Regions from separate parts of the Mus musculus genome. Here regions 1 and 3 are each linked to region 2. Evidence: chromatin loops called from intact Hi-C (ENCODE). Cell type or tissue: heart. All regions are shown on one strand. Each heading gives the region's core, and the rest is flanking DNA. Links, peaks and the distances in the headings are about the cores only.

What was found. A loop is a pair of places that touch in the nucleus more often than their neighbours do. Peaks named below come from ENCODE experiments on the same cell type or tissue, not always from the same donor. Only the 100,000 strongest peaks of a DNase experiment are listed, where the experiment ranks them.
Region 1: it touches region 2 in a loop (3-fold over the local background); 15 of 42 quality-filtered maps call a loop at or near these places.
Region 3: a loop joins it to region 2, with 4 times the contacts of the local background. A loop is called at or near these places in 25 of 42 quality-filtered maps.

Annotation. Positions count from the first base shown.
Region 1 is chr2:31,295,033-31,305,559 of GRCm38, reverse strand. It overlaps Ncs1 (neuronal calcium sensor 1), which reads right to left. Exons shown (of 8, transcript NM_019681.3): 8 at 10,088-10,527. Among named protein-coding and RNA genes, the nearest start is that of Hmcn2, 14 kb to the left of the region's middle. In heart, for the core only: a CTCF peak has its summit at 6,074 (motif pointing right); DNase peaks (open chromatin) are centred at 7,509 and 8,914; H3K4me3 peaks cover 1,745 bases; H3K27ac peaks cover 1,188 bases.
Region 2 is chr2:31,377,324-31,387,850 of GRCm38, reverse strand. It overlaps Hmcn2 (hemicentin 2), which reads right to left. Exons shown (of 98, transcript NM_001370902.1): 23 at 9,483-9,610; 24 at 7,369-7,623; 25 at 6,723-6,809; 26 at 5,330-5,524; 27 at 4,071-4,201; 28 at 3,664-3,811; 29 at 2,886-3,012; 30 at 2,547-2,701; 31 at 962-1,240. Among named protein-coding and RNA genes, the nearest start is that of Hmcn2, 68 kb to the right of the region's middle. In heart, for the core only: CTCF peaks have their summits at 4,697 (motif pointing right) and 6,469 (motif pointing right); DNase peaks (open chromatin) are centred at 4,731 and 5,387; H3K27me3 peaks cover 6,573 bases.
Region 3 is chr2:31,204,735-31,215,261 of GRCm38, reverse strand. Gpr107 (G protein-coupled receptor 107) reads right to left here. Exons shown (of 18, transcript NM_178760.4): 15 at 7,534-7,583; 16 at 6,112-6,195; 17 at 4,692-4,813; 18 at 1-1,018. The coding sequence ends at 922. Among named protein-coding and RNA genes, the nearest start is that of Gm22516, 20 kb to the right of the region's middle. In heart, for the core only: a CTCF peak has its summit at 5,526 (motif pointing right); no DNase peak of the experiment used is centred there; H3K4me3 peaks cover 1,582 bases; H3K27ac peaks cover 7,470 bases.

The sequences.
Region 1 (10,527 bases), core at 1,287-9,286, 82 kb after region 2:
GAGGACACGGTGCTTCCAGCCCACGCATCACCAGAACCTTCTGGCATGCAGAGTGGCTGGGCCGGGATTAAGGCAGCGGACTCCGTTAACAAGCCTGGTCTAACGGTGTCTCTGCAGATGTTTAATGGAAGCCAGCATCCCGAGCAGGCAGCTTTGAGAACAATGTTGGGCAGCTTCCCATGCACAGCTTTCCAGCCACTCTCACAACAGAGGCCAGTGCACACTGGCCTGCAGATGTGGGGCCAGAGACACAAAGATGATGGTAACCATGAGGGCAAATCAAGTCCCTGGTTCCTGGGGAGGGGCAACAGACAGAGCTACAGCATCTGATAATTACCCTGGAGCTCAGACACAAGCCACAGTCCTGTCTGAGCCCTCACAGCACTGCTTACGTTAGCGGCTCCTGTCCAACGCCAGGCTTCCTCCTTCGAATAGGAAGCCTGGCTTCGGGCATCCCTCAGGACTCCAGAGGCCCGAGAGAGTTTTCCCTAGAGAAGTGTCCCAGGGAAGAGAGTTGATTGGCTCTTAGTGAATCACATGCCCAACTCTGTGAGGGAGATTAAGACACAATGATTGGCTTTCCCTGGGTCACGTGATCACTCCGGCTCTGGGATGAAGGCGTGGACAGTCTTTTTCTACACAGGTCATGGACGCTTGAGTCCCTTGACCATCTTTCCCATATCGGGTCCCGCAAAAGCCCTTGAACTAGATGCATCCAGCAAGCACTCTATAATTGCCGAGAGACAAGCTGCTGCTCCCTCCCAACCCAGTAGCACCTTCTCTTTGACGCCACAGGCCCAAGTGGATGGCAAGAGTAGACTCGTGATTTGCAATGAGTTCATTTTCCCCTTTCTTTTCAAGCAGCTCTAAGTAGGGCCCCGCCCCGGGTGGTTCCTCCTAGTTCTATATATATTTGATGCAACCCGAAAATTCTGCTCACTGAGGGAGTTGATGACCGGCTCTTGGAGGAAGGGATTTTCTTTGAACATGATACTGCAGACATGAAGCTGTCCCCTGAGTGTCAGCTCTGCCCACCATGCTTGCCAGGTCCCCACCTTGGCGTGCAGAACACAGTTCTTACCTTCTGGACCTGGCATGAAAGCAAGGCCACACCCACCCCCTCCAAGCGTCTGGCTGGGTGTTCCTTAAATGAATGAACGGAACACGAGAGCCTGGCCGCCGTCTGACCTTCAGGCCTCACTCAGGGAAGCTCCACAGCCAAAAGAATCACAAGGGAGACTTGGACATCAGAGAGAGAAGGCCGGTTCTCGCTAAAATACCCAGGGTATTAACCAAAAGGAAACCACACCCCAGCTTCTCTCAAGTCCCCTTTCAACACGTTTGCCTGGAGATCTCTGCTCTTTATGGGTTCCTCCAAGCTTCTCTGCTCCCTACCTGCCCCCATAACTCCCCTTCCTTCCAAATCTGTGGTTTTATTTTCCCTCTTAATAGCAATGAGGTTTTTTTTTTAATGCAAGTATATTTAGTTGTGGGTTTTTTTTCAATTATTATTAGTGTGTGTGTGTGTGTGTGTGTGTGTGTGTGTGTGTGTGTGTGTGTGTGTGTGTCAGGGGGTGCATGTGGGTGCCATAGCATACACATGGAAGTTCAAGGACAACTTTGGGAAGTTGTTACTTTTCTCCCCCTGTTGAAGAGGAGTCTCTCTCATTTTTGCCATGCCGTGTACTCCAGGTGAGGCAGCCTGAGAAGGTCTGGGCCATCCTCCCATCTCTGGGCCCCACCTCCCAGAAGGAATGCTGGGATTACAGATGCAAGCTTCTTTATGTGGGTTATGGGGATTGAACTCAGGTCTTCAGGCCTTTGCTGCAAGCATTTCCACCCACTGAGCCATATCACTGGCCCAACTTAGTCCTTTTAGATTTAGCTTCCCTATCTGTTTCCCTTCTTCTGCCCACAAAGCTTCTGAAAACATACACATGACGTTCAGCAGGGGATGGAGGGCGAGGGGGCAGGGATACTCAGAAAGTGACGACCTCCTTCTTCAAAGACACCATCGAGAAACATGCGGAGGCGGGGCTTTCTAGACATCCATTTGGTGATACACAGCTGACAGCTCAAAGTTAGTCATTTCCCATGAACTCCTACGAAGGGAGCAGGGGACAGGTGTGACACAAACTCATGTACACTTACCTCATGAAGGGGACCCAGCAATGTGTTTTGACTCAGCTCTCAGACACCGAGGGCATCTTGTCCTTCGGAGACGTCATTCTATTCTGGGCTTGACTGATTCATTTTGACGGTGTCTCAGTTTTTCCAGTAATTGACAAAAAAAAAAAAAAAAAAAAAAATCAGTAAGTATACAGAATGAAAACATTAGTACCAAGCCAAGCAGTAGCAGCACACACCTTTAGTACCAGCACCAGGGAGACAGAGGCAGTCGGATCTCTGAGTTAGAGGCCAACCTGGTCAACAGAGAGTTCCAGGACAGCCAAGGCTGCAGAGAGAAACCCTGTCTCTAGGAACCAAACTAAAAATATTAGTTAAAAAATTAATAAAAGAGACCTATCAGTCTCTTTAATAAAACACCGCCTATCAGTCTCTTACTGGTATTTCTAGAACATTCTACTCAACAATATCAGAGCACACGTTATTTTTTATTGCATCAGAAACAGTCACCATGTCCTGGATCATGCCAAGCCTTAGCAAATGTAAAGAAACTAAAGTGTTCAGTACATGTTTTCTGGCTACACTGTAATTGGACTGAAAATTATTATGGAAAATAAACAAACTGCATCACATGTCCAGGGTGCTATGTAACAGCTCTCATAATGTAACCCACAGCCTTAAAGGCTCAGATGAAAAGAGATCTTGGAGACAGAGAGTTGCTCTTGCAAAAGACCCACATTCAGGTCCCAGCACCCACTGAGTCGGCTGTTCAGAGCCTGAACTCCAGCCCCAGGGGATCCAACACCCTCTTCTCGCCTCCACAGGGACTGCTTTCATCTGCCCATACCCACACAGACAGATGCATAGAGTTAAAACTTAAATAAAGAAGATCTTGCCCAGCAGGGTAGCATAGGCCTTTAATCCCAGCACTTGGGAGGCAGAGACAGGCAGATTTCTGAGTTCGAGGCCAGCCTGGTTTACAAAGTGAGTTCTAGGATAGCCAGGGCTATACAGAGAAACCCTGTCTCAAAAAACAAACAAACAAACAAACAAACAAAGGAGATCTCAAATCAATAAGCTAAGCGGTTACCTTGTTAATACATGGATCAACAGGATGGTCCAGTGGTTAAGACATTTTTGCTGCCAAGCTTGATAATCTGAGCTCAGTCCACTTGGTAGAAGGAAAGAACCAACTCACACAAGTTGTCTTCTGACCTACACGAATGAGCACAGCAGTGGGAATGTCCCCGGCCATGGCTGCCTCCAAATAGCATCCTCTTCTCTGGACCTGACACTGGAACCTGGATCTTCAATGCAAATCTAGGTACAGAGGCCTTGGGTGGAGAGAATCTGGCAACTGTGGTAATTTTGATGGTCATCTGGACAGAATAGTTGTATCACCATGGAAACAGATCTCTGGGCACATCTGCGAGGGATTTTCTAGACTACTTTAACTAAAGTGGGAAGATTAGCTGTAGATGTGGCACACCATCCCATGGGCTGGTGAGCTGGCTGGTTTATGTCTACTTGACACAAGCTGGAATCATCAGAGAGATGGGGGTGGGGTGGGGCTCAGTTGAGAGAATGCCTCTATAAGATCCAGCTGTAGGGCATTTTAATTAGTATCTATGGAGGGAGGGCCAGACCACTGTGGGTGGAGCCATCCCTAGGCTGGTGGTCCTGGCTGTAAGAAAGCTGGCTGCACAGGCCCTGAGGAACAAGCCAGTAAGCAGCATCCCTCCACGGCCTCTGCTTCAGCTCCTGCCTCAGGTTCCTGCTCTGCTTGAGTTAACACCCTGACTTCCTTTGATGGCGATGACACAGAAACATAAGCTGAACAAACCCCTTTCTCCCCAGGCTTCCTTAGTCATGGTGTTTCGTCACAGCCATAGAAACTTACTAAGACAGCTGGGGTCTAAATCAGGAGGAAGAGAGCCAAGCATTCGTGATGTGGACTACAGTTCAAGCAACCTCCTCAAGCTCCGGCAGCCATGGCTGCCTCTTCACAATGGACGGCACTCTAACTGGCACTGGAACAAGTCTTCCTTTTCTTGAGTGGCTTTTGTCAGATATTTTGTCACAGCCATGGGAAAGTGACTGATAAGACAGCATGTTTACTGGGCCTCCTCACATCACCTGGCTGAGGCCAATGGACAACTGCTTGAGGCGTGCACTTCATCTGCCTATCCTGCAAGAGAGGACATCGAGCCTCCATTTGGCCCACATTGGCTGTCACCCCACAGCCCACAGCTGGGCAGGGTGGAACTAGGACTGGACCCTAGAGAAGGAACATTAGCAGAAGAAGCCTTGTAAGAACCTGGAACAACTGTGGCGCCTTGGAAATGCCTCAGTGCACATCCAGGGACCCGCAGAACAGCTTTTCCAGGCCCCACCCTGCCTCTGAACTTCTGCCTCCCAGGCTGCCTCATGGTCCATCAGATTTCCTCCCATAGGAGAGGCCCATGCCCTGTTCTGGTACCTAGCCGGTCAGGAGCAAAAAGGCATGTATGGGTGTCAACGTGGTCTGGTTCAGGCAGAGAGACAGCTCCATGGATACAGTGTTGCTGGTTCAGGCAGAGAGATGGCTCAGTGGATACAGTGTTGTTGCTGGTTCAGGTAGAGAGATGTCTCCGTGGATACAGTGTTGCTGGTTCAGGCAGAGAGATGGCTCCATAGATACAGTGTTGCTGGGCAGGTGTGAGGTTTGAAGTCTGGGTCCAGAACCCCTGTGAATGGGTGGGCTTGAAGACAAGCTGGCTGTAATTCTAGTGTTTGGAAAGAGGAAACGGAATCTTCAGAGTAAGCTGTTGGACTAGCCATATCAGTGGGCTACCGGTTCAACTGAGAGACCCTGCCTCAAAGAATAAGGTGATGGGTGACTGAGGAAGACAGCAGTCATCAACCTCAGGCTCCCACATGCCCACACAGAAACACACATACATATCATGCAAAAAGGGCCAAGTAGGGCTGACAAGATGGCCTTGCCAGTCAGAGTTCTAACAACCCCAGGCCCACATCGGCAGAGGGAGAGAGCCAAACTCCTCCCAGCTGTCCTCTGACCTCTCTGTGAGTGCTACAGGACACCCCCTCCCAAATAAATAAATCGACACATAATCTTTTATGTGGTCTTCATCTCTTCATCAGTGGCATGGTGCCACCAGGCGTGAGCGGTTCCAGGAGTCACACATCAGCTTTGCCTTTGCACGAGAACAGCAGTGTCTCCTTAAGCGTCAACTCAGCCCCACAGTCTGGTGGAAAATCCCAAATTCTGACAAGTGCCAGCTCCAGGCGACCCCAGGGAGAGGACGTCACGCCAAAGGTGATGAATCACAGAGACAGTCAGGATTAGTGGCCAGCAAGCTTAGCCACATATCCCAGCTCTAGTGTCCATTAGCTGTGTGACCCCAAGCGAGTCACTAAACCTCTCTGGGATCCGTTGAGGACGGTGACTGTAGTCACCACATACAGGAGCAATGGCAGCAAAACCATGGATGGGGAGGGACAAACAGCTGCTGTGAGCTCAGAAGGTGACCGCACCAGTGGCCACCACATACCAGCACAAGGGCCCTGCTTCCTTCTGTCAGGTGGACTGCAAAAAGCAAATTCCAGGTCCAACCTGTCAGCAGCTCAGGTGTGTCCAGAAGGGACCTTTGGACCATGCCTGCCCAAGCTTACCATCACCATTCCTGTACTTCGGGGGCCTCACTCCCAGACACATCTACTTCTGCCCAGGACCCCCACACCACACCCACCCACCTCTGATCTCCCACCAGACATAGGATCTCCCCACAGTCCTCACTCCTTACTGCTCAGGTCCAGGACACCTGCAGAGACCAAAGGCAAAGACAGCTTGTCTGGAGCCTGGAAGCCCCTTGCAATGGCTGTCGACCCTCTTAAGAGCAAAGGCAGCTTTGTCTATAAAATGTGAGTGTAATACCAGTCACAGCCTCTAGAGGGTGTTCCTGCAAGTATTAAATGAGCTAAAGCGGAGAATCCGGGTACAGAAAGGATCTAGGGTCAGCTGTGAGTATCAGAATGACCACTCATTCATCTGCTAAATGTTAAAATGGGGACTTACATAGAGGAGCCATTCCACCAGGCTTCCTGGGAAGCACAGAGAAGAGGAGCTGTGTGCAAGGAGTGCAAGCACCCAGAAGTGATCACTCGTCTCCCTACCTTCTCCACCTCTCCCGTTGGAAAATTGGGGGGTCCAGGGGCTAATCCAGGACCAGCTCTTTGTGGTGGTTTGAATAGGACCCCCCCCCCCCCCGCAAAGGCTCATATATTTGAACACTTGCTTATCAAGGAGTGCCGATACGTGACAGAGATTAGGAGGTCCACCCTGGTTGGAGGGAGTCTGTCACTGTGGATACAGCCTTGGGATTTCAGATGCAGAGCTCTCAGCTCCCTCTACAGCACCATGCCTGCCTGTGTGCCACCACGCTAATAGATAATAGACTAAGCCTCTGAAACTCTAAGCCAGCCCCAATAAAATGTTTTCTTTTATAGGAGTTGTGTGGTTAAGGTTTCCCTCAGCAATAGAGCACTAAGACCTCCTCTATCCCAGGATTGTTCCAGAAGTCACCACCACTCCCACTCTTCCTGATTTTCCAGAGGCAGGGGGGCGGGGGGAGGGAGTGGATTTCAGGACTCAGGAATGGTTTGACCCCTGAGATCTGCAGAAGTGAGTGGCTAGCCTGGGGTCTCACCAGGGGAAAGGACACAATTTCTGAGACAGAAGATGAAACAGACCATGAGCCCTGGTCCCTGACCGAAGGGTCCCTACAAAGTCCTTCCTGGACACCTCCTGGTAGACTCCAAGTGGATACCCTGGCCAGTCCACAGCCACTAGATCCTAAGTCTCTCGGCAAAGCAGAGATGTCCCCCACGGGATCCTTTGTCCTGGAAACATCCATCCTCTGGACTTTAAAGGAGGCAGAGGATACCCTGGGGAAGGAGGAGAAAGGGAGACGGGGAAGGGAGGAGACAAAACAATGACCTGAAACTTCGTCCCACGCAGGTACAGTTGTTGTTTGTTTGTTTGTCTGTTTGTTTTTATTTAATCGTCTTGGCAAAGGAGAATTTACATGCAAATACTTAGAAGAGACATCGGATCGTTAAATCCACCCAAAGGCACACACAATCTTTTGGAGATGATCTAAATCAGACTGGTGACAGAGACCCGAGACGGCGTAGTCAAGACACGCGTGCATTTCTCTTCCTAGACAAACTCAGTCTTGGGCTTGTGTGGCGACGGGGATGGGGACGAGATCCCAGAAACGCTCGTTTTGTTTTTTGTTTTTTTGGAGTCTGGCCCAACGGACTCAAAGAGGGTGAAGCAAGTTTCTTTGCTCTCACTCCATTGGTTAGAACTGAACCACATGGCCGCCCTTGCCCAAGGGAGGCTGGGAAATGTAGTCCTTTGCTCCACACCCCGCCCTGATGAAAGGAAGTGCAGGAGGCAACAACTTTCCAAGAGCTCAGTTTCCCAAACTCAGAGGATTTTGATGCTCTTTCTATGCCCACCACTATGGCCAGAAGATAGCCAAGAGGACAAGGTGGATGGATGTCAGGCAGGGTGGGAGAGGGCAGACCGGCTGCTGAGGAGGGCAGGGAGGCAGTGACCACTGCAGGGATCCTCCTTTGAATCTATACCACCATCCCCACCTCCCGCTCCTCTCTGCCCGGTCCTGTTCACCCCAAGTGGTGCCCTGGGTATTTTGTTATGGTTCGACTGTGAGGTGTCCCCTGCAAACCAGTACATTAAACACTGGTATTGGTCCCTGCCTAGTGGTTCTGTTTTGGAGTTTTGTAGAACTTTTGGCCTGTAGACAGCTTAGCTGGCAGACGTGCCCTGGACCTTAGAGATTACTAATCCCCTTCTGGTTTGGAGGTAGTTCTCTGCTCCCTGGTTTGAGTAAGCCTGAGGAGGACCTGCCTGCACTCCCACCACCATATCTTCCCAGCCATGGTAGACTAAAATCTCACCACGAGTGTAAATAAAAATTTCTCCACTATGATGTTTCTGCCCTGTATATTGGAGTGAGGAAGGGGGAGGTGGAAGACTCCCACTGGGAAGGAAACCAGCTGAGCTACCATAGAGAGCTCACTCCCCTGGGAGGAGGGAGAATTCCTAGGTGAAACCAGCACAGTAAGTCACCCACTAAGGTCAAGGCCTGCCTGTCCAGGGCGATGTGAGGCAGGATGGATGTGCCAGCCAGTGCTCTCAGCCCTCAGAGCCCCTAAGCTGTCCCTCCAGATCTGCCAGCAGGCAGCCTCCACAGCAAGCATACCCATGTGCCTGCCCGGCTTCCCTTGCACCCTGCACAGCTATGCCTGTTACATGGGGCTGGGGATTTGAACTCAGGTCCTCATGCGTTCAGAGGAGGCATCCCACTACTGATGCATCTCTCAGCCCCATCGATTTTCGACGCTTCCATGGATGCAATATGGTTGGGCTCTGTAAGTGGCCTCCAGCTTCCACCTAGGGACAGTTCCTGAGGACTGAGACCCTCCTCGGTAACAGGCTCTCTTGAACAGAGACCATCAGTCACAAGCTCTTACTAAATCCTGCTCCACAGCTTGCTCATCAGCACAAGACAGGGGAGATATGATTGGAGACAGCCCACCACAACCCCTGCCGCCGCCACCAAGGGTCTCTGAGAAACGCAGGTCTCAGCCAAATCCCAAGAAAACTGCATTCCCAGTAAGATGCCAGGTTACGCTGACACGGCTGGGGGACCACACTTTGAGAAGCTTTGACCAGGTGACATCCCATAGGGTGTCTTGTTGGGCTGTCAGGAGGAGTGCAGCTTCCTCTGGCCCATCCCCAGCTGCTGAGAACCTAACTGGTTTGAGACTATGGGGAGAAGGTACAGCTGGAGGGGAGGTGGGTGGAGACTAGCCCTGTTGGGAGGAGGAGATACAAGGTTCTGACCTCTGACTTTCAGACCAACAGGCCTCAGGCGAATGTATGTATGTATCCACCCATATACAGCAGTGTGGCCCCTAGGTGACCCCAGCAGATGGGGTATGCAGGAGGGGGTGCTACAGGGTGAACCTGTGACCTGCTCACCTGCTGCTCCCTGGTCACCAGGGCACCCTTTTATTTTTTTAATTTACTTATTTATATATGTGAGTACACTGTCACTGTCTTCAGACACACCAGAAGAGGGCGTCAGATGCCATTACAGATGGTTGTGAGCCACCATGTGGTTGCTGGGAATTGACTCAGGAATGACAGAAGATAGATCAGTGCTCTCTCCAACCCCATCACCACTGGACTCTTAACCCAGCAAACTGAGTTGATACCTTGCATGGGCTTTCTCTGGGGTATCCTGAGCAGACCACACCCAAAGCGAGAGCAAGACTGTCCTGGGAGAAAGAAATCTAAAGCAGACAGAAACACAGAAACAGACAAAGCACCAGGCTCACACAGGGAGGTGGGGAGGTCCAGGAAGCATGTTTAATCGGCCAGACACAGACGACATACATCGGGAGCAGGGAGGAGACCCGGACATGCGACAAAGCCTATCACCCTTGGCCTGCACCACCAGGCGAGGGCCTCCCTATGTCCCCCAAGACATAGACAGGACGGCACCCCAAAAAGAGACACCGAGGGTGCTGGGAACACAAGCAGGGAAGGATGCAAACAACCAGAGTGAAAACATCACCTTCTCTAGATTTGGTTTTTAAGTCACCTAAAAATCCGTCGGGAGCTGTAGGAACCCCTAGGAGCACCAACCCACACAACGCTGGCCTGTCACCCCTGCAAGGTGGCTGACCTCTTTCTGAGGCATGGAGAAACAGATCCAATGAGTAACGTGACTCCTCCAACGTCCTGAAGGAATCTGGAGACTTGGTCCGGGAATGCAGAGGTAAAGGGTGTTGGGTGGGGCCCCCACCCTAGGAAGCAGACAAAACCTGAACCTAATGCCAACACAGAAGATGGGACCAACTGTTTATTCAACAAAAGCCTTTTATTCATTCAAAAATTAACCATTGGATTTATTCTGCAGATATTTTTTTAAAAAATTAAAGTTGGGAGGGCAAAGCTTCCCACTGTGCCCTTATGCCAACTACCTTGCCAGTCCCAGCTGACCTAGCAGAGGTGTGGGTGGGAGGCATGCTGCCAGATATGTAGGGCTGGGGGCCCAGGACCTCGGAAATCACAGCCCCCACCTTGGCCTTCCCACCTCTAGCCTCACCTCTGGCTGGACCACTGCATCCCCGGGTGCCACTGCGGCTCATCACCACCAGGGGGCGTCCCCATGCATCTTTAGATCATGTAAATGCAGAAACACACTGGAAAGAATCTTGGAGGCTTTCTGCTTGGCCAGCAGTGGGGGCTTTCTCAGGAGAGATGCCAGGGATCCCCAGGGACTGCACACCCCACTATCT
Region 2 (10,527 bases), core at 1,767-9,766:
ATGATCTTGGGGACTCCTGATATTTGAAGTGTGCTCAGAGCTCACTCAGCCTGGTGTGTGTGAGTGCGTGCGTGCGTGTGTGTGTGTGTGTGTGTGTGTGTGTGTGTGTGTGTGATGTCCCTCAGGCCCTGAGTTGTGGAGCTCATAGAATCACCACTAGAGGACCTTGTACAGTCATGAACTTGGCCTCAAGATGCTTCAAACCTTATTAGGGCCCTGAGGCTCTTGGAGAAGGTACTGGACATGTGCATTTCATTGCACTCCAGATGGTGACAGAGCCTCATGGGAGCCCCTGGTGGCAGGTGCTGCGGTGGGACCCACCCTTTCCACAGTTCAGCACCTCCAGACTCTGGCACCCAAGCCCTTTGCTGACTCCTCAACAGGGGTCAAGTGACTCCTATTGACTCTCAGGCTGTCCCCCAACTCCCCAGAGCACCCTGTTCTGCCTGACGCAGGCCTACCCTCATCCTTTCTCAAGAGTGCTCCCCGTTTTTTTCTGAGTTCCACCCTTCAGGGTTGCCAATTCAGTCTCTCCCCTGCAGGGAGGAACAGAGCCCATGTATCCCTGAGATATGAGCCGGATAAGCTTCTCCATCCCATGGGGACACAAGAGGCCAAATGTTTTCAGTAGCACCAGTCGCAGGCTATGGGGCTTGCTCTAAGTCCTAAGCTACACAGAGGTAAATCAGGGATATTTGCCACCTTGGGAAGTTTTGTAGGGGATCTCACAGTCCTCCAGAGGGAGCTAGACTCCCACAGACTCGCACCCAGGCCCTGCCTCCAGCCTCAGTTTCCTTGTTTGCACAGGGAAGGTAGAGAGCTGAAATGAATGCTGTCCTTAAGTCACCCCATTTGATTCGATCACCTCGTGGCCACACCTCACTGACCTTTAGAGACAGTCAGAGGTCACCTCACATTGTCTATACCAGCTGCCCACTGCTGCAACCCCCTGGCCACTCACCATAAACCTCCAGACTGGTGGATTTCTTCGTAATCCCTGCAGGGTTGCTGGCCTGGCAGGTGTAGAGGCCAGCATCGGAGGGCTGGGCCTTCACCAGCTGCAGCTGCCGGCCGCCCTTGCTGTAAACCACTTCTGAGCTGGGGGCCAGCAGGGTCCCATCCTTGTACCAGGTGATGGCAGGGGATGGCATTCCTCGGGCCTCACATAGGAGCTGTGCGGTGTGGCCCTCCAGGACAGTCACCTCACCTGTCTCATTCGAGCCCCAGATGGTGGGTGGTGCTGGGGACAGAGAGGGACATGAGGGTGGTCACAGACAAACTGAGTAGGTGGCGGATGTCCCGTGAGTAGCATGCACACACCCAGGCTTCTACTATAGGGACTGGCAGGCATGAGGGATAAGGGAGGGATATGGGGACACAAACGGAAGAGGCCAGCTCAGGGACATGCTAATGTGGGGAGCAAGTCCAGTCACTATGGGTAGGGATGGTGCAGATGGGGAGAGGGGCCGCAGGCTTGAGTTCTGGAGCCCACAGGGCTTCTAACTCACTGTATGACCTGGGGTAAGTCCTTTCCCCTCTCTGGGCCTCGGGGTCCCCATCTGTGGAGGAACTTGATCAGGGCTTCCCCTAGGGCAGGGTACTTACAGCTGGTACTCAGGACAATGGCTGAGGTACATGGGTACAGTAGGACATCACTCTGCCTCCCAGAACATGTGCACGTGGGTACACACACACACACACACACACACGCACACGCACACGCACACGCACACATACACACACAGGTCAAAGGTCGACATCTGGTGTCTTCCTCTATTAGACCCTGTCCCTTACTGCTTGTGACACTGGCTCTGGAACTCACCAGCTCAGCTAGGCTAGCTGGCCTGAGAACCCCAAGAGTCCACTTGTCTCAGTGTCCTCAGTGCTGGTGACTGTCTAGGTGAGGTGATCTTCCCAGCAGCCACATGAGTTCTGGGGATTCAGACTCGGGCTCACAGGCTTGTGGAGCGAGCACTGTACCAACTGAGCCTTTTCCCTAAGCTCTCAGCCCCCCTTGTTACCACAGAGCACAGATGCAGGCCGAGCGCCCATTGCTTGGCCTTAGGAGGACTGCCTCCATCTCTTTGAATGCGTTTCTTGGTGCTTCCCAGACCCATGCCCTCCTAACTCTCCTGTCCCCGGTGGCAGTGAGGAAAGGCTCCCTCTGAGGCCACTATGCTATCACCTATAGTACTTAGGGCTTCTCCCATCCAGGCAAAGGGATTCCACTGCAGAGCCCCACCCCAGCCCTGAATGTATTAATTTTTCCTGTTCCTTCCACTGATGTGATGGACACTGGCTTCCCACTGACATTTGAAATACTAACTTGCCTTATTTGGCGTTCTCAGATAAATGTAAGTTCAACACACATCGGAAGTAGTGAGTGTATAAAGTTGGTAGTTTGGGGAGATGAGGGGCCATATGCCCTTGGCTCCTGTTATTGACCCTCAGGCCCCGTTTCTGACCTCGCTCTCCCTCCCAGGCAGCAACAGGAGGCAGGGAAGCAAGTTCCTGGACCAGCTAGGGCTGGAAGGTACTGGACTCACAGTGAATGCTGAGCTGAAAGTCCTTGGCCTGCTGGCCGGCTGGGCTGAAGGCCACACACTGATACTGCCCTTCGTCACCTAAGTGACTGCTGATAATTCTGAGAACTTGGCCATCCTCCTGCAGCAGGATGTGAGGATCCCCTGGAAGGATAGGCCTAGAGAAAAGCCATCAATCAGGCCAGGGTGCCGGCGGCAGCGTTTCCTGGGAATCTCCCACGGGAGAGAGACACCCATGCTGCCCTTCACAGAATTCAGGGTAGCACATAACACACCCGCCAGGCTTTCTCAGGCTTCCCTGACCACCCAGCCTCCTCCCACTCCACCGAGAGAATCACTCACTGCCCATCCTTGGTCCACTCCACCTGGGGCGTGGGAACCCCTGAGGTCTGACACTCCAATGTCACATCAGCACCAGCCAGGCCAAGCACCTCCTGAGCGGCCCCAGCTCCCAGCAAGGAGGGAGGGACTGGGGGTGGGAAGGGAGGAAAAGGGGGGATGCCTCAGACTCCATACTCCCTGCTGACCACAGGAAGGTCCCTTGGCCTGTACACCCTCCACCTGAGGAGCTCCCAGACATGGCTGGACGAGCCCTTTCCCCAGACTTATCAGCAGCCTGTACTGCTCTTGTGTAGCACCGCTGTGATGGCTAATCTTGTCAACTGGATGAAAGTTAAAATCGCCATGGAAATAAATCTCCCATTGTGTCTGTGAGGAATTTTCTAGAATGGGTTAACCGAGGTAAGAAGACACACCCTAAATATGTGTGGCTCTATCACCAGGCTAGGGTTCTGGACTGCATTTTAAAAAGCAGAAAGCTGGCTGAGCACCGACAACCATCTCTCTCTGCTTCCTGTGTGGGGATGTGATGTACCAGCCACCTCAAGCTCCCATGGCTATGACATCAATATAATAGACTGTACCTTTGAACCGTGGTTACCTTTCCCCCACAGCAACTAAGACTACCTGGATGGCACTGCTTAGCTAATCATGTGACGGTCCCCTGTGTGGTCTGCTCTGTGGGCTCCTGAGGATAGGGCCTAGGTCTGTGGTGGCCCCCATGCACCCTTTGGTCTCTGCTAACACATGCTTGGGAGTTTGGGGCACAGTCCTCACTCACTGAACACAGCAAGATTGAAGTCTCTCTGGGCGCTCCCCGCCTGATTCTCAGCCTGGCAGGAATAGAGGCCAGAATGGCTCTCTTGGATCCTAGGGAAGTGGAGGGACCGGGAGCCATCCAAGAGGCGATGTCCACTTGCCTCTGGGATCTGAGCACAGGAGGCCAGAGGGAGTATGTATAAGCAATGAGAGAACAGAGGCCCATGGAGGTGGTCACTAGAGCGGAGTTCTCAGTTCCCCAAGAGGACCCTCAGGAAGTCCTCTCAGGACAATAGTTCCCCACTGTCCCTGAACTCCAGCATCCTCAAGGACATTTGTCACATTCCCATGTCCCTTAGCACACAGAGAAACATATCATCACCCAAAAGTCCCACCTTCCCCATCCCAACCTCCCCCGGAGTCACCCACCAGCTGCCCATCCTTGAGCCACGCCACCTCAGGGGCAGGAAAGCCGTTTATGTCACACTCCAGCGTCAGGGGCTGTCCAGCTAGGCCCGACACGTTGGTTATGTGCCCCTCTTCCCGGATGCTGGGGGGCACTTGGGGAGCAGTGAGAAACAGAAGAGTGGCTCCCACTTTGGTTGAGCTTAGAGTCTAAGGCGGGCCACCCACATCCAGCCCCATCCCTCGGTCCTCAGGCCTGTCATCAGCCCGTCACTGAGACCCTGGGAGACTCTCCTGCCTTCATCTATCCTGATCTAACCACAAGGGCCTACGGATCACAGGTGGACACAGCAGCTTCCCCCTGGGATCAGCACCTCCCCTCCCCCACTGTGAACAGATGCCAGATTCCGACACTCCGTCTACGAAGCAGGACATAGCCAGTTCTACCTGCAACCAGATATCACACAAGGGAGGTTCCGAGTGGGAAGTGCCAAAGGTCAGTCCCCCCCACTCCCACCCCAGTGTCTCTAGCCAACCTCCCAGGGAAGTTATTCCCCAGAAAATTGGGGACACAAAGTGGCTGTGAGATCTGCTCAGGCTGAGAGGTCCGGCGCATCCCAGTAGGGGGAGCACTCCCAGCCTGCCAGCAGGGGGAGCACTCCCAGCCTGCCCTGGCCTTGTGGAGTCTGTGCTGGCACCCTTGGGTGCAGCTCCTGCTGTGGGTGATTACACAAGGCCGTCATGGGTTAGAGGTGGACTAGAACTCTGCTCAGCTCTATTCTTACTAGCCTTGTGTGTGTGGAGGCCAGAGGACAATCTGGGATGTAATTCCCCAAGTGCCAGCCACCTTCTCTGCTTAGAAAGGAATTAGAAACACATAGCAGGCTAGCCTGGCTGGCCAGCGAGCTCCCAGGCATGCCTAGCTTTCCCAGCACAGGTGCACACTGTGTTGCCCCGACTTTTCCATGGGTGCCGAGATCAGACTCAGATCCTCAAGGTTACACAGCGAGCACGTTAGTGGCTGAGCCTTTGCTGCAGATCTTGACCAGCTGACACCCCAGAAGCCTCCACTGTCCCTTTAGATGTACCTGGCAAAATGGGGTGCCCCACGCAATACCCTCAAACCCTAATCTTTCCTGGTCTCTTGGGGAGAAGGAATCAGGTGTCCATAGTCTGCTCTGTAGGAAGCTTTGGGGCCCTGGCTCCTGGCACCATTATGGGTCTCCACGTGGTAAGTGGAAACAGACCTGTCCCCGGTCTCCAGCTCTAAGGCCTCAGCTTACCATAGACCACCAGCTTGGCTCTCCTGGATGCAGAGCCCACCTCATTGGTGGCCTGGCACTCGTACTCCCCGCTGTCTGCAAGAGAGACTGAGGACAGGAACAGCGACCCTTCATCCAGCACCGCCACATCTGGCCGGCCATTCAGGGGCTCTGAGGATGGGCCCCTCCGCCATGTGATTCGTGGCTTTGGAGTCCCTGGCAGGGTATGTAGAATCATCAGGCAAGATATCGGACACCCCCTCCATGCCTGCACTGTCCCCTCATGTGACCCCCTGTGCACATAGTGCTGACTTTCATGATGGGTGGTCTCAGGCCCTGTGTCACCCCCATGTCAGGAGGAGGAAGAGGAGGAAAAGGAAGAGGAGGAGAGTGAGGAGGGGGAGGGGCTCCCTCAGATCTTCAGCATGTGTCCCCTATCTCCACACAGGGTTGAGTGTCCATAGGAGCATGAGAAAAACATGCTTTCTGACTCTCAAGGAGGCCAGAGGTATCCTTCCAGGTATCTCCTGCCAGCCCTGAGCTCTCCTCTCTGTGCCAACACTGACTTTCAAATGACTGACAGTCCACTCCTGCCAGCTTTTGCTGCTCAGCATCTTCCCCCATGAGGGTCAGGGTCTTCACTGTTCCTTGCTATGCCACCAGCACAGCCCACACACTAGGTACTGTGTGAATGAGCAAGCCTGCTGTGCGTAGCATGCTCACCGTGCCAACTGAGCTGGGCATGCACAGTGGGAGCTGTTGACTCTGCCTGTCCTGTCCCTCCCCTCACAGTGTGACCAAATTTGGGACAGCCATGCTCCTGGCTACATCCCAGCCCTGGAGGGGAAGTGATGGTGTCTGTAAGTATTCCTTGTGCCAGGCTATGATGCTATGCCCTTTAGCACTCAGGCCCAGCCCCTATTGCTGTCCACCCTTGGGGAAAGTGCCAAATACAACCTGGGGGTGGAACAGTCCAGAGAGGTTGCACTACAGAGGGCCTTTGGGTGAGGCTGGTGAGGCTGAAGTCTAGCCCTTCCGGTCCAAGGATGAGAGGGGGAGGGATATGAGCGGGCCACACTGTGGAACAGCTTGAAGTGGAAGGCTAGGTTGGGTGGCTTGCCCATGGTTGTGTCCCTGCCTGCTATTTCTAGAGTCCAACACTAGGTGGCACTGTGATCAAGGCTCCCAGTCCCTACTTAAGCACCTGTTCTCCTGCCTGCCACCTTAGTGTTGTTGAGGGCTCTTCCAGGTGCCCAGCTTTTGCAGAGCGAGCTGCTGAGGTCAAGGATGCTTTGACCTATACTATAGAGTTGTCTGAGTGACCTCACAACCCAAGGAGGTCACTATCTGGTGGCCGAGTTCCTGGAATCCAGCTAGCCCTGCTTCCCTAGTCCCACCCGGGGCTTGGCCTCACCTTGGGCAGGACATGGCAGACTGGCATTCTCTCCGGCCACTCGCTCCAGCAGGCTCTTGGTCTCGTCAGTCCCCCAGTGTGGTGGCTCTGTGAGAGGTAGCAAGGTCATGTTCATAACCCTCAGGTCCAGCATTCCCTCCCAGTAAGGGCTGGGAGGAGGGGCGTCTCCTCCCAGAGTGCCAGCCTCCATCCTCCCAGGGAGGCCAGTATTTGAGGCTGGACCCTGTGCCTCAAACACAAGATGTATAATAGGGTCCTGTAGGTGTCCTTCCAACTGTGTCTTTCTTCCAGTCTCTAACAGCGAAAATGCTAGGATATTCCAGAATATTCTGTAGGTCATGCATAATTTCTTAGTGGCCTTGCCTATTACTGGATCACCTTTCAGTGTTTTTTGTTTTGTTTTGTTTGTTTGTTTTTTGTTTTTGTTTTGTTTTGTTTTGTTTTGTTTTTTAAATGGCCTGAGTTACCCATGTTGTAAAAGTCCCCTTCAGGCCCCTAGGGTCATAGGCCACAGGTCTTCTCTGCAAATCATGGAGCCTTCATGGAGGCTCTGAGGACTTACTGCTTCAGACCTGACTAGCAGAGCCCAGAACAGCGAGTACTCAGAGGTGTGGGTCATGGCGGAGGGAGGGACTCAGGGACTCACCGAGCACAAGGAGCTCCAGCTTCCAGGTATCTGTGCCAGCGCTATTGGAGGCCTCACAGCGGTACAGCCCAGCATCAGAGGTCTTGACAGCAGCAAAGTGGACAGAGCCCTGGGCTCCCTCGCCCATCAGGGCCATCCCGTCCTTGAACCAGTTCAGCTGAGGTTGGGGGTTGCCTTCGGCCACACAGTTCAGGTCAAGGGCTTCTCCAGCCAGTACCTTCAGGACCCGAGGGCCAGGCTGCACCTGAGGGGGGACTGGCAGGGCCCCAGGGATGGGCATCGAGGTGGGCTATCCAGTTAAGGGTCTCAGAGCCACAGCCCATGTTACAACCCTGATATGAGCAACCAGCAAAATCATCCCAGGGTGGGACGTCTAAGGCAGCTGCTCCTTATTGCAAAGCAGAGCTGTCAGGACCTATGTGGTCTTCCCCACACCCTGAAAGAGCAGAATCCATCTTCCACCTGGACACCTGCTGCATGCTCTCAATGCATTTATCCCCTGTCCTCCCTCACCAGTGTGCCCTGTGCCATGTGAGACGTGCCATCTGGTCTACACCAGGGTAGTGGGCATATGGGGAAACTGAGGCACTGAAGGCAGGACAAACTCAGAATGGCCTGGTGAGGTTGGAGCAGCGCAGTCTGAGCAGCTACACAAGCCCAGCTTCCTTCCCCACACCGTGGTGCTATGCACCGGCTGAGCCCCAGCTTCCCCTTGCTGCCGTCAGAATGAGAGGTGAGATGGCACTGGCTCCCAGCAGCCCCCGGCCTCAGCTATGGGCTGTGTTTGCATTTCTCAACCATTTTCTCACACTCTACCCCGTGAGTCCTCCTGCAGGGTGGAGAGTGCCACACCCAGTTTGAAGATGAGGAAACTGAAGCATGTAAAGATTTCTCTCCTGAAGACCGTAGCCCTGGGTCTGTGTGTCTGAGGGTCCGGACAGCTTCTGGAAGGCCCAGCCTGTTCAGGTTAGGAGCATAAGCAGGGCCCAGGCCCAGCTGCTCTCCTGCGCCATCAGGGAAGCTGAGTAGAACCCTGATATTGTCCCAGTCTCTAAGACACAGTCAAACATGAGCCCAGGCTTTGGAACCTAGCACAGGCCAGCTGCTTGGCAGTGCTCAGAAAGGGCCCAGGAGCTCGGAGATGTCCACAGTCACTATGCCATGCCCACCATCTTTGCCATACCTCAGGCTTCTTTGTTCTCAGCACCTGATATAGGACTCCCTTGTAATGATTACAGGTTGGGCATCATCGTGGCCCCACGTTACAAGGTTCAGAGGGATCACACAACACATTGGTAGACACTGATTGAGCTCCAACCCTGCTATGCTGTTTCCAGCTCCACCTCGCATTTCCACCTTCACTCTCCTCTCACTTGCGGGGAGGGAGGGATCTTTTCTCTCCACCCCCCACCCCAGGCCTCAGCCTATCTATCTGCAAAGTGGGAAGCTGGCTTGGATAGGGCCGGTGAGCATCTGCAACTTGATCTCGAGGGCAGATGATGTGTCTAGGCGCCCAGCTGGGGTGTGAAGGACATAGATGAAACGTGCATCTGTTCCCCATTACCCACAGACTCTGAGAACAGATTTCAAGTCATTATCAATGATGTGGAACGTTCACTATCTCCCTGCCCTTCCCTCTTGGGCCCCATGAGAGTAGCACGTGGGCTAGGCCATGCATGGTCCTGTCCTATGGTCTGCCCAGGGCTCTCCTGTGTGGCTGGCTTGGGATGACTTCTTTTGAATGGGACCACTCCAGGGACCCCTAACTGTGCTGGGGATCAGGACCACAGTGAGTGCACATTTAGACCTTGGCCACAGAGAGGGAGGTCTACAGTGGTGGCTGGAAGACCAGGAGCCTCTCCCAGTATCAGTGGGCCTGTTACAGAAGCGTGACTTCCGTCAGATAGAGGCTCTCGGAACTATTGCCCCTTGTGTGTCTCTAGTGTTGGTCCCCACTGAGCCCTGATCTTGGTGGGCCTCTTTTAACAGCTCTCCCAGGCCCGAAGTCAGGGAGAGGAGTGGCCGGTCTGGCACTGTGGAGCCTGAGAGGTGTTATAGGGCAAGGCAGGCATGGAGATGAGAGATGGAGTAAGAGAATCGTCTGTGAGCCCTACCTTGAACTCTGAGGACGTAGCGGCGAGATGTGGCCCCCGCGGGGTTGCTGGCTGTACACCCATAAAGGCCATTGTCACCCACCTGGGCCTGTGCCAGGCGCAGGGAGCCTGATGGGAGGAGCTCATACCTGTGGGGAGGAGGGACACCAGTGAAATCTCATTCCACCCTGGCCAGAGAAAGGCTTGAAGACCCACCTCCAAGGATCTAGCAGCTGCCTCCTCCAGGCAGCCTTCCCAGGCTGAAGTCACAACTACCTTCTGGCCTCAACTCCAGCCCCTAATTGGCCTCCAAAAGTCAAGGTCAGACCCTCTCAGTGTAGAGAGATAGTTGGGTCCCAATCCACATTTCCTTCCTTCTTAGCTGTGTGACCCAGAACATGACCTGGGTTTCCATTTCATCATCTATAAAATGGGGGCTCTGGCACCCCAACCTCCATGCGTCACCAATTGGTAGCAATGCCCCTTGCCCTCAGCACATCTGTTTGTGAGGAGGCTAGACTCCCTCTGCTTTCAGAGAAAAGTCGTCCACCAGCTCCAAGCCCCCAGTGTCTGAGTTCTCAGACTCCTAAGCCCAGAACCAGGCCTCTTGGAGAGTCACTGTCCAGAGGCATCTCAGGGACCCATGAGAAGGAACATTGCAGACCCTCCCCCAGATCTGGCCCACCTCACTAGTCCCCTGACCCTTCTCACAAGGCTACAGGCCACTAGCCAGACTCCAGCAGCTGGGATGGACCCCAAGGAGCCCTGCAGACATGATGTCAACTCCATCTGTGCTGGCCCTAAGGAACAGAGGCTGCAGCCTGTGGCCCTGACAAGTCCAAGGCCAAGTGCTCAGATCGGGGCTGGAGGACCCCAGGATCAATTGTCAACCTAGAGGTGACCTTCAATATTCAGATGGGCTTCAGCCTGGTTCCCTACCCCCTCCCTGCTGAGACCAAGCATCTACCTCTGCAAAATTGTATCACGGGGTCCCTGGCAGGAGATGTGGGAGCCAACCCTGCAGCACCCCACATCTCTCCATGCAGTTGCCAGGGTGCATGGTTTC
Region 3 (10,527 bases), core at 1,670-9,669, 170 kb after region 2:
TGGCCCATGCAATCTGTGGAAGGATGCTTACCTAAGCGTTCGTTTAGACACTACCCTTTCTGTCCTCAGCTGCTCCTTCAGGAAAGTTCTGTTTTCTCGGATTCGGATCAGAAGACACAGGTGGAAGGAGAGGAAGCCAGGCGGCTGCTCTGGGCAGGCAGGGGAATGGAGTCAGGAGAGCCAGCTGGAGCGCACTTCTGGAGCTCCAAGGCCTTTCTCCCTTCAGCCAGCTGTGTACTGGGTCCTCCCTGCTGGCCTCTAGCACCACTGGTGTAGGTCACATCAGGGCGAGGACATTTAGAGTGGTGCTTGGGGACCAGTGGCCCTCCCTGGACAGGTGTCATGCCACCTAGGGTGTCTATTTGGCTATCTGAAAGAATTTCATTCATTTCTGTGGTTCTTGTCCCCAAAGGCTGACAATCCCTTTCTCCTATGCCCTTGGTAGATATCTGTCTAGTTCCCAAAGTAAATCCTTCTCCCCCACCCTGGTGCTAGGAATTGAACCCAAAGCCTTATAAACTGCTAGGCTGAGCAGCGAGTCACACCCTCCCCAGCCTCCACAGCACTGACCAGCGCAGACCCGCTCCCCCACCCCATAGCCTTTCTGAGTAGCAGCCACAGGGCTCCTTGGCACAGACCCAGGCTCCCAATTAGCAAGGTAAATCAGACTCCAGTCCTTTACTCCTCCTCTAAGCCCCTTCCCGCCCTCACTGAGGGCAGTCCTAGCTGCCTGTAGCCCACACCACAATCCAGATCCTAAGAGTACAAAAATGTGTGTCCGTGGCACTTGCTCAGCATGAGCGCTGAGCGCTGGCTGGAGTGTCACCGCTGGGAGATGCCATCGTTCTGTCAGGAACGCGCTTGCTCACTGCTTGGCTATGAATAAGCTAGTTTCATTGACAGCAGTCCTCAGCCCTGCTGTCACGCGGTGCCTTCCCAGCTGCCCTGGGGCTCCACAGCACCGTTGCTCACTTTCTTCACCTTCTTCATATTCTCCATCACACCCGATGTCGTCACTCTGAAAAAGAAAAGCCAAAGTGTCAGGTGACTCAGAGCCCTACAGTAGGGGACTCTAGGCTAAGGTGGGGACCTGGCCTTCCCTCACAGCTGTGTGCTACTGGCCAGGCCACTTGACCTTTCGGAGCCTAATTCTTACCTTCCAAGAAAAATATTCCCCACATGCCCGATCAAGTTGTCCTCACTGCCAGCATTAATTTCACCGCAGTGGCCAGAGACTTGAGGCCACACTCAGGTCAGCATCGGGGTTACAGGCATTCAGGAAAGATGGCTAACTAGTGGGGCAGACACAGACATTCCCAAGGCACGGGACAGAAGCACAGGTTTGGTGTTCAAAACTCTGCCTGTGCTTAACGCTAGGACAGTTAACACTACTTCCTCGAGATCTGCTCTTCCTTCCCCGGGCATTCCAAGAAGCCCTTAGGTTCTCTCCAGGCTGCTGCTGCCTGCCCCAGATCTTTCCACAATGACCCTACCCACGCTCTCCCTGCCCCTCCCCTGGCTGCCAGTTCAATGCCACCTTTCCCTCAGGTTTCCAAGCTCTGAGCCCACCTGCACTGCTGGGCTGGGCTGCTGCTCTCAACCCGCTAGTGGTTGTGGCTCCCCTGACTTCACGAGCTCCCTAGGGTGATCCTGCAGCCCCGAGAATGTGCAGAAGGGGGAAGGCAAGAGAGCAGCCCGTAGACTAGGGCAGTGGTACCAAGATGGACAGCTGAGACACAAGGCTGGGCCCATGAGATGTTCAACCACTCTCTGAGGACAGGGAAGAAGGGTGGCCTGACCATGGAGTGCAGCTCCATCAGGCTACAAACCCTGCAAACACACACTATCTGCGCAGTAGCCTGGACCACAGTCACCAGCGTGTTCTCACAGCCTGTGCAGGAAGGAACTCGAGAAAACTCAGGTTAAGAGATGGCCACTGGGACAGAGGGGGGCGGGAGGAGCTGCAGCTCTGTGGATCCAATGACAGGCTCTGGAGCCTCCCAGGTCATAGGTGGGAAGTGAGACTTCTTGGGAGGCCTCAGTTCCTAAGCAGGTGTGAGCAGCACGGCCCACAGGGCCAGCCAATAGTGTACCAAGGACAGAAAGGTGCTGGGGACCCACACTGCCTTCACTTATATCTGTCCCTCTTCCCTGCTTTACAGAGCCCCACATCTTCCCAAACCCAAAGTACAGAAAGAATACAGCTCTTCTTTTAGCTTGGCTAAAGCTGTCTATGACACAGCTATTTCTTTGCCTAATACATACTTGGAGGGTTATACTGTGAGAGGCCTCGGTAAGAGGATCCCGGGCATCTGATTCTCCTGACTCCCCTGTGGAATAGGAACCTGGGGAGACTTGGAGCCCTCTCTACCCTCCCCACCTCCCAGGTCAGAAACAATCAGAGAGTAAGTGTGTACAGTGTGGCTGACACAACCAAGGCTGGCCGGTCAGTGAAACCGCTCCCAATACTTTTAAACTTACTGTTTTTGTTTTACAATGAAGTTTGCAACCAAAATTGGTGGCCCAAAGAGAGATGTAAAAGAAACAGGAAGGGAATGCAAGCCCCTAGGCTCCTAGGCTAAACAGAAAGCCATTTGACAGCCACGCAGGCTCCACAGGCACGCTGGGCCAGCACAAGGATGGAAGCCGGTCCCAGACGTTGGCTCCCAAGCAGAGGAGCAGAGACAATGGAATGACCTGGGGCCTGGACACACCCTCGGGGCTTGTCAGAAAGGCCTTGGACTTGCTCTGAGAGTGTGTAAGAGGGTAGAGGGCACGGGGCAGAGTTCTTGTACATGCTGGAGTGTCTTCTGTGGTAGGACCAGACCTAGTGGCTGATGCTTTACAGAGCTAAAGACCTTCTGAGCCAGGCTCTGCTTGCCTCTGGGACGAGTTATCTCTGGAGGACTTGAGAGGTGCCATCAAGAAGGCACTCCACAGCCCCAGCAGCTGCACCATTTGCCTGTCTGAGAGCCATAGTAAGCCCACTGCTCACTACAGGAGGGCACCGCTGGCAGCAGGCAGCAGGCCCATGAGGGCCTTCACATCTTCTCACTCTCCAGAGCTTTCAACAGCTTTTGTCCGCCTCTCTCCCTCACTCCTTCCTTAGTGCTAGAGATGAGACCAGAGCCTTGTATACATTAGATGAGGTCTCTGTCCTGGGCTCAGCCCCACCCTATGCCCCAGTATCCTTCCTGAACTAAGGTGCTTTGCCTCCATAAGTTCCTGAGCTCCTGCTTCCTTTCCCCTCAGAGCCCAGACTGCGCTGGGCTGCCTGCTGGTGCCAGGGCCCGAGATAAGTAACCCTGTGTACCTCCTCTCTGCCACTGGAGCACTCCCGTCACTTCGTGGCTCCATGAAGCCCCAGAGAACACCCAGCATAACCTGGCTCCTTGTCACAGGCGGGTAACTGAGAGCACCAAGGGGTTACTGACATCTCCAACATTTGCCCTGGCCTATGCCTTGCCAAACTGCAGAATGTACCCTCTTTAGTTACGGAGTCTGTGCACCTTCCTCTTCCTTCCTGCCAGACCTATGTCATAAAGTCATTCAGACTGATACCAAAGTAAAACTTTAAACACTGCCATGAAGGTCAGACATGGTGGCTCACTCTTTTAATCTTAGCACTCGGGAGAGAGACAAGTGTATCTGAGAGTTTAAGGCCAGTTTGATCTATATAGAGTTCTAGGCCATTCATGGCTACATAGTGAGACCCTGTCTCAAAAAAATAAACCACTGCCATGGATCAAACAACCCCCTGCCCAAGGCACAATGGAAGATGGTGAGCACAGCTCCCGCAGGGGCACTCCACAGTTCAGCTCAGTGGAGGGCACTAGGACCCAGCCACTCGGCCCCACAGCTGGCACTGCAGGGAAGGGTAGGCTGACTTGGATCTGTAGCCCTTTCTGCCTCCACTTGCAATGACTGCTCCCTCTGGTGAAGGCACAGTTGGAGGTCCTCCTGCCTTCCCACTGTGTGGAAAGGGTATTGCTGCACGGGAGTGACTTGCTCAGGGCCCATCCCAGGATCTACCTTGCATGCACTGCCCTAGTGGGGCAGCCAGCACCAAGAGCTGCTCTACGAGGTCTGATGTGCCTGGCAGCCCAGCCTGGGTTCACCTCAGCCTTTGAGTTGTGGAGAGGAGAAAGGTAAAAGTGCGGGGCAGTGGGGATCTCGGCCTGAGGTGGCCATCACACACACACACAGCTCAGCTCAATAGAGTCAGAGCTGGCAGACAGGTTATGATCTATCTGGAAAACAACTGCCTTCCCTGAACCTCACCCTAGCCCCATCACTCAGATGCAGGTTGGAGGTGCAGTCTGCTGTCAACCTATGATGACCCAGAAGATGCAATTTTCAAATACCAGTAGCAATGCTCGCAGCCGGATAACCCATTTTAAACTGGCCCAGAACACTTTCAGACTCTTGCCACTGGATCACTGGGAGCTGCTCCAAGGATATATAATAGGGTGGTAAGTTCTGATTGTCTCTGACAGGACTGAGCAATGGCTGGCAGTCACTGCACTTCAAACTAAGCAAAGCACACCAGGGGCTCCAGTGTCCACATCCTTCCACTAAAAATAGAGGGAGCACCTCCAAGCTGAGAGTGCTGAGAGCAGGGCCCCTGCATACCATACCATTCAACAGAGAGAGGGAGGGAGGGAGGGAGAGAGGGAGGGAGGGCAGCTTACACGGACTCCATCTCCAGGTCATCATCTTCCTGAGAGAGCTGCAGGTAGGGGTTATCTGAAGCTGGGCGAAATTTATACCCCGTCAGGACAAAGAACACCAGCGTGGCTGTTTCATCCAGCAGCTGCAAATTTAAAATCCGCCCACAGATAAAAGGATTAGCAACACCACTCTTCAGAAAGCAATGAACTAAGCAAGCTCATGCCTCTCTCAGTCTCCACATGGTTTTCCAGCAATGCCGCAGCCGCAGCCGCAGTCGATTGCTCCTGAGCACTTCCTCAGGTCTGTGACGGGGTCTATGCCAAGAGCACAGCCAGCGTAGACACTGGGTGTCTCCATGGGAACCCACTGTTGTTTTTGTTTTAAATGATGAGAGTGTCTTGCTGTGAAACCTAGGCTGGCCTTGAACTTACCACCTTCTGTGTCAGCTTCTCAAATGCTGGATTAGTGTGTGCCATCATACTGGTTCATTTTATACCTTCTCCAGCCTGTTGTTCTTCCTTTTTTGTTAGTGTTTGTGTGTGTGTATGTATGTGTGTAGTGCACTGTGGAGTTGAATGTGGAGGTCAGAGGACAACTAACTTATGGGAGTGCAATTTCTCCTCCCACCACGTGGGTCCTGAGGATCCAACTCAGATCACCTGTGTTGGCAGCAGGTGCCTTTACCAGCTGAGCTTTTTTTTTTTTTTCCAGAAACAAGAACAAGAGGCTCTAGTAAATTAATCCTGCCTATTAAAAAAAAAAACCCTTTTTCTTTATTTTTTTTATTTGTGTTAGTGCGTTCCTCTGTTTGACCTTTCAGATGCCAGTGGCTGCATAGCCAGAAGAGGGCGCGGGCTCCCTGAGAGCTGGACTCAAAATGCCATGTGAGTCACCCACCCTACACTGCTGCTGTAAACTAAACTCTAGTCCTCTGGAAGACTAGCAAGTGCTCTTGACCTTTGAGTCATCTCTCTAGCCCCAAGAACAAAGGTCCGAATGTATATGCAGCCTTGATGACCAGCTCTAGTATCTTACAAAGATAGTTTATAGCTATAATGATCAATTATATATATTATTCTAGGCACAAAACCCCAAAAATAAAAACAAATCCTTGAAGCCAGGAGGACTGGACTGAAAACCACTCAAACTGCGGCTGAAGGTGAAGGTGGACAAATTCTAATTACACAGGACAAATCTCACTCTCTCTGCTTGAGGCTTTTCTCTTCAAAGACTTAGAATTAATCAATAATGCAATTACATCCAGATTTATCATGTAGCCCAGCAGCTCTTCTGGGCACACAGATCATCCTATCTGGAGAGCAGAGGAGGCAGAAGGTCGTAGCACTCATTCCCAGGAAGGTCAGACACAATCTTAAACTACACCCCAAGATGTGGTCCTCAGACATAAATTCTCCAAACTGTCCCCTGAGAGCAGCAGACCTGGTAGAGCCACTTCCACTGGAATGGAACAGCAAACTTGAGAAGGAAGGCGATGATCCTGGTAAAGTAGATGTAGCACACAATCTGCAGGAAAGAGGAAAGCAGAAATTAGAGCGCCACGCTCTGCCACTGAATAACTGCAAAGCAGGAAACAGTCACCCGACGGGATAGATGTGGCCCGCAGCCCTGGTTATGCAAGTCTTCTTACTCTTGGTGGCTAAGACACTGACCACACCCTCCTGGGAGGCTAGCTCCTTTGGTATGGCTGTTCTGTTTCTTGCCACTCACATTCAGGTCTTCCTTCCGTCTCCAAGGGCACTCTTGTCACCCCAGGCTTGGGAGCAGTTCCTAGCAGCTACAGCAAAACGGTCACATGGGGAACACGCAGATACAGTGAGCAGCTGAGTCTCCCGCTCCAGGACATACTGAACCACACACTCTAACCTGTTAACACCTTCCTCTGGCCACCCTGTGACAAGGTCTCAGTAAGCTGGCCAGGAGACCACACAGAACACTAGACCAGGCTGGGGTCTCCTCTGCATTGTCATAGGCATCAGGAAACGCTCTGTGACACCTGTTGTGACGATGCTACAAGCCCACGTCAACAGAACAGACAGACAACCTGAGAAAGAGAGCGAACAGGCACAAGAAGACCAGCTAGATGGAGGTCTGCCCTGCTTTCCTAGTGCTGCCTCTATCATTTGAACGTTTGTTTGCTTGGGCAGAGCTGTCAAGCTTCCTTGTGGGAGTCAAGGGAACACTGGGAGATTATATTCTGTGCTCACGCCACAGAGCTTTGTGTCCATCACTGACTTGCTGGATGCAATGATGCAGGCCTTTAATCCCAGTACTTCGGAGGCAGGGGCAATGGGTCAAGGTTAGCCAGGGCTACACAATGAGGCCCTTTCTTAAACAAAAAACCAAAACCAAAAATCCCAAAACAAAACCAACCTCAATTTTCTGTTTTTAAAGGACACATCCCTAGAACAAAACTAGTTTCCTGCCTGGTAACTGGAGAGAGTGGTGCAGACTCAGTGGCTTTCTGTGGGGGCCTGGAGAAGAGCACAAGGGTGCACCCACATCCCTAAGTGGGCAGAAAAGGCAAGCTGAGGAATTGCTAGGTCTGGCCTAGGCCTAGAGGTGCCCTTGGGGATCAAACCCTACCCTGGCCTCCATACAAGGGTCTGAGCCATTCCCATGGCTCCTGCTTGTGAGTGAGTGACCTGCTACTTTTGAACGTAGTTAAAGCCACTTCTAACAGGCTCAGAGCAACCCAGATTTTTCATTCCCACTTTCAGAGAAGCAATGTGAGAATGTGAGGCGGCTGACAGGTCCAAGCATAGTGGCTGCCGCTGTGGCCAGGTCTGCTCACTGATCTCATTTACAGTTTTAGGGGTTTTGTTTGTTTTGGTTTCTACTCACCAAGACGTAGTAATGTCTGAAAAGCCTCAGCTTCGCTAAGTTAATGGCAGCTACAAAGAACAGAATGAAAAGTGTGTTAACTTCCTTTCTTCACCCACTCCCCGTCCCTCCGTCCTGCCCGCTAACTCCCAGCCATCCTTTTGGAGACATCATGCCTAAACTTCCTCAATTTTTAACATCTTATCCCACCTATATGGCCACCCCCTCTCTCATGCCATAAGCAGAAGAAACGGAACAGGTTGAGTATCTGACCAGTGGCATGGTACAATCTCTACTATTTCGGGCGACTCCTCCCTTGGAGATGGGAAGCTATGAGCAGAAACTGGGGCTATGGTTGGGGTCTCAGAATAGACAAGGGCCAGGGCTAACCTCTCCAGCTCTACACCGCAGCTGAGAGGGATAGCTGCCCCCTAATCAGAATCAGCAGCAGGCTGGCATAAATGACCACCCGAGGACCTCCCACAGGAGCAAACTCAATCAGTTCTCAGGTGCAATCCGTTTCCCTTACGGGCTTCATTCATAGTAAGCCCTTTGAAAGCAGACTCCCTCGTTAAGCCCTACCTTCAAGAACACTCAAGGTCAGCTAAAGCAGGAAGCGCAGCTTCCTGACACTGCCTATGGCTATGAAATATTGATGACCGTAGAGGGTAGCCTGGCTCCCTCCCCGATTAGCAACGCTTTCATTCATCATAGCCTTCCTGCAGGAGGCAAATTAATTTTGCTTAATAGCATTCAATTACTGATTCAGTTTAAGAATGGGACTGTGGGTGGCAGACATTCAAATTTCCTCTTCCTCTCCCCTCTGGCTCATGATTTGTGATGGTGGTGGTGGTGGTGGGGTGGGGAATACGCTTAGGATGCCCACAGAAATTCCAGAGATCCTAAGTTAGCAAGGCGGTTAACAACTAGAGTTCTGTCAGAGGCCTTCTGAGAGTTTTGAAGTCCAGAGATACATTGTCTTTGTGTGTGTCCTTGTGTATGTGTGTCCATGTGTATGTGTGTACACACATGTTCATACAAGCAACAGGAGCAAGTATATACACACCCAGCAGGCATGGGGCAACAACTGGCAGACTGCCCAACACTCTCATCTCTCTACATGTCTGAGAACTGTGTTGTTTGTTTGTTGCTGTTGGTTTAACATTAAACTCTCTGGTTCTCACCCTTTGTTCATCCGTCAATACTCAGTGAGCAAGTTCTGACTTGCACCAGGCATCGGGTACAAGCAGTGCTCTAGGCAGATGCAGCCTCCTCCCTGCTCTCAGGGACACCCCACTTAGGCACTGGGAGGGGTGCTCCTGAGGACAGATGCTACAGTCGAGACATACTAGGTGAATCAATGTCCTAGGCCTTGGCTTCCATCCACATGCACAGCCCTCCATCTCCTGCCTCCACGACAGGGCCTGTTCTCACCCCACTGCAGCAGAGTAGGCCAAAGCTGGAGGGTATTTCAGCCTGCCATCAGGGCAACCACTAATGCTCTCCCTTCCCATGGGGCAGCCTCATGGATGGGCAAGAGAGGGTTCAGCATGCTGGACCTTGAGGACGCTGGTGACAGGGACAGACAAGCAAGGTGAAGACATAGACTGTGAACTTGTCCTTACTGAGTCTAAGGGCCCTGGGGAGTTTTAGGCTGTTACCAAGGTCAGGGCAGCAAGCAGCAAGTTCACCTGGACACTGGCTGGCTGACAAGGGCAGGAACTAAAGAGTCCTACAAGGAACCATGAAGGAAATGAGGAGGCAGACAGCACGGGAAGGAGGGGCTGAGGCCCCCGCAGACCTTAGTGGGCTAATCCTGGGGAGTAAGAGCAGGAAGTGACACATGGGCACCCCCCAGCACCACAGGCCACATCAGTCCTGCAGGCTACACAGACACTCTGATTTCTGAAGGGAGGCAGGCTACATGCAGCTCTGTAATTGAGCCAGTGTGCCTCACACCCTCACACCACGAGGGTCCACTTCAGAACAGCGTCACGCTACCCAGCACTCCTAGGGATGACAAACAGGTCCTGGAGAATGTGACAAGTTCTAGGCCATTTCCTAAATCATGAGAACATCCTTGCTAATTTCATGACATTACTTAGCACTGAGTCTGGCCTCTCAGGCCCCAAGCTGGGTTTTCCTGCACTAGGGCTTGGGAGAGGGGCGTGGTATGGACCCCAGAGCTACAGTCCTGCTAATTGGGTCTTTCTGGCCATCCCTGACACACTCTGCCCTACACGCATGCATTGGAGTTGAAAGAGAACACTCAACAGAGCAGGCTGAGCGCAGCTGTATGGCCAGGGTTCAAACCTCAATTCTGCTGCCTGGTACACATGTGACAGTAAGCAAATCCTCTACCCTCTTGGTCTGGACTTCAATTTGTTCATCTGTTAAGGCAGGAACAATAATATCTAGCCTTAGGGTTACTGGGATAGCCAGCAGGACAAAGGCGGGCAGCAAACGGCTCGCACTCAGCCCCTGGACGCTCTTACAATATTTATCAGAATCCTGTCAGAATTATATGGGGCTAGCCTGCATCGAAGGTAGCACTGTGACTGGTAGAAAGCCAGACTCTAGTAATACTGGAACCCAGGTGAAGCTGGGACTACCAGCACCCAGGCTCTCCTGGAAACAGCGCTGCCGGCCACATGGGACTGACGAGCAGAGGAGCAGCAGCCACAGAGGGGAGGCTCTCAGCATCGGGAGTGTCACAGCCTGGAACCCCAAGCTTCCCTTTCTTCTCTCTCTTCCAAAGACTTCCCAGGAGTCTAGGAGGCTGACAGCTTGCTGCTCCTTGAACCACAGGGAGCTGGGCTCTCATGGGAGTGCAAGCTTGCGGAGGGAGGCTAGGCTGGCTATTTCTGACTAGGCCACACTGGAGCAGCAAATATGGTCAAAGAATGAGCAGGCAAGAAGGGAAACACTATGACTGGGAGCCAGGAGCCCTCAGTCACACCACTGTACTCCACGTGCCTGCCCCTGGCCCATGCGTCCTTCTCCTGGCCATGTTCC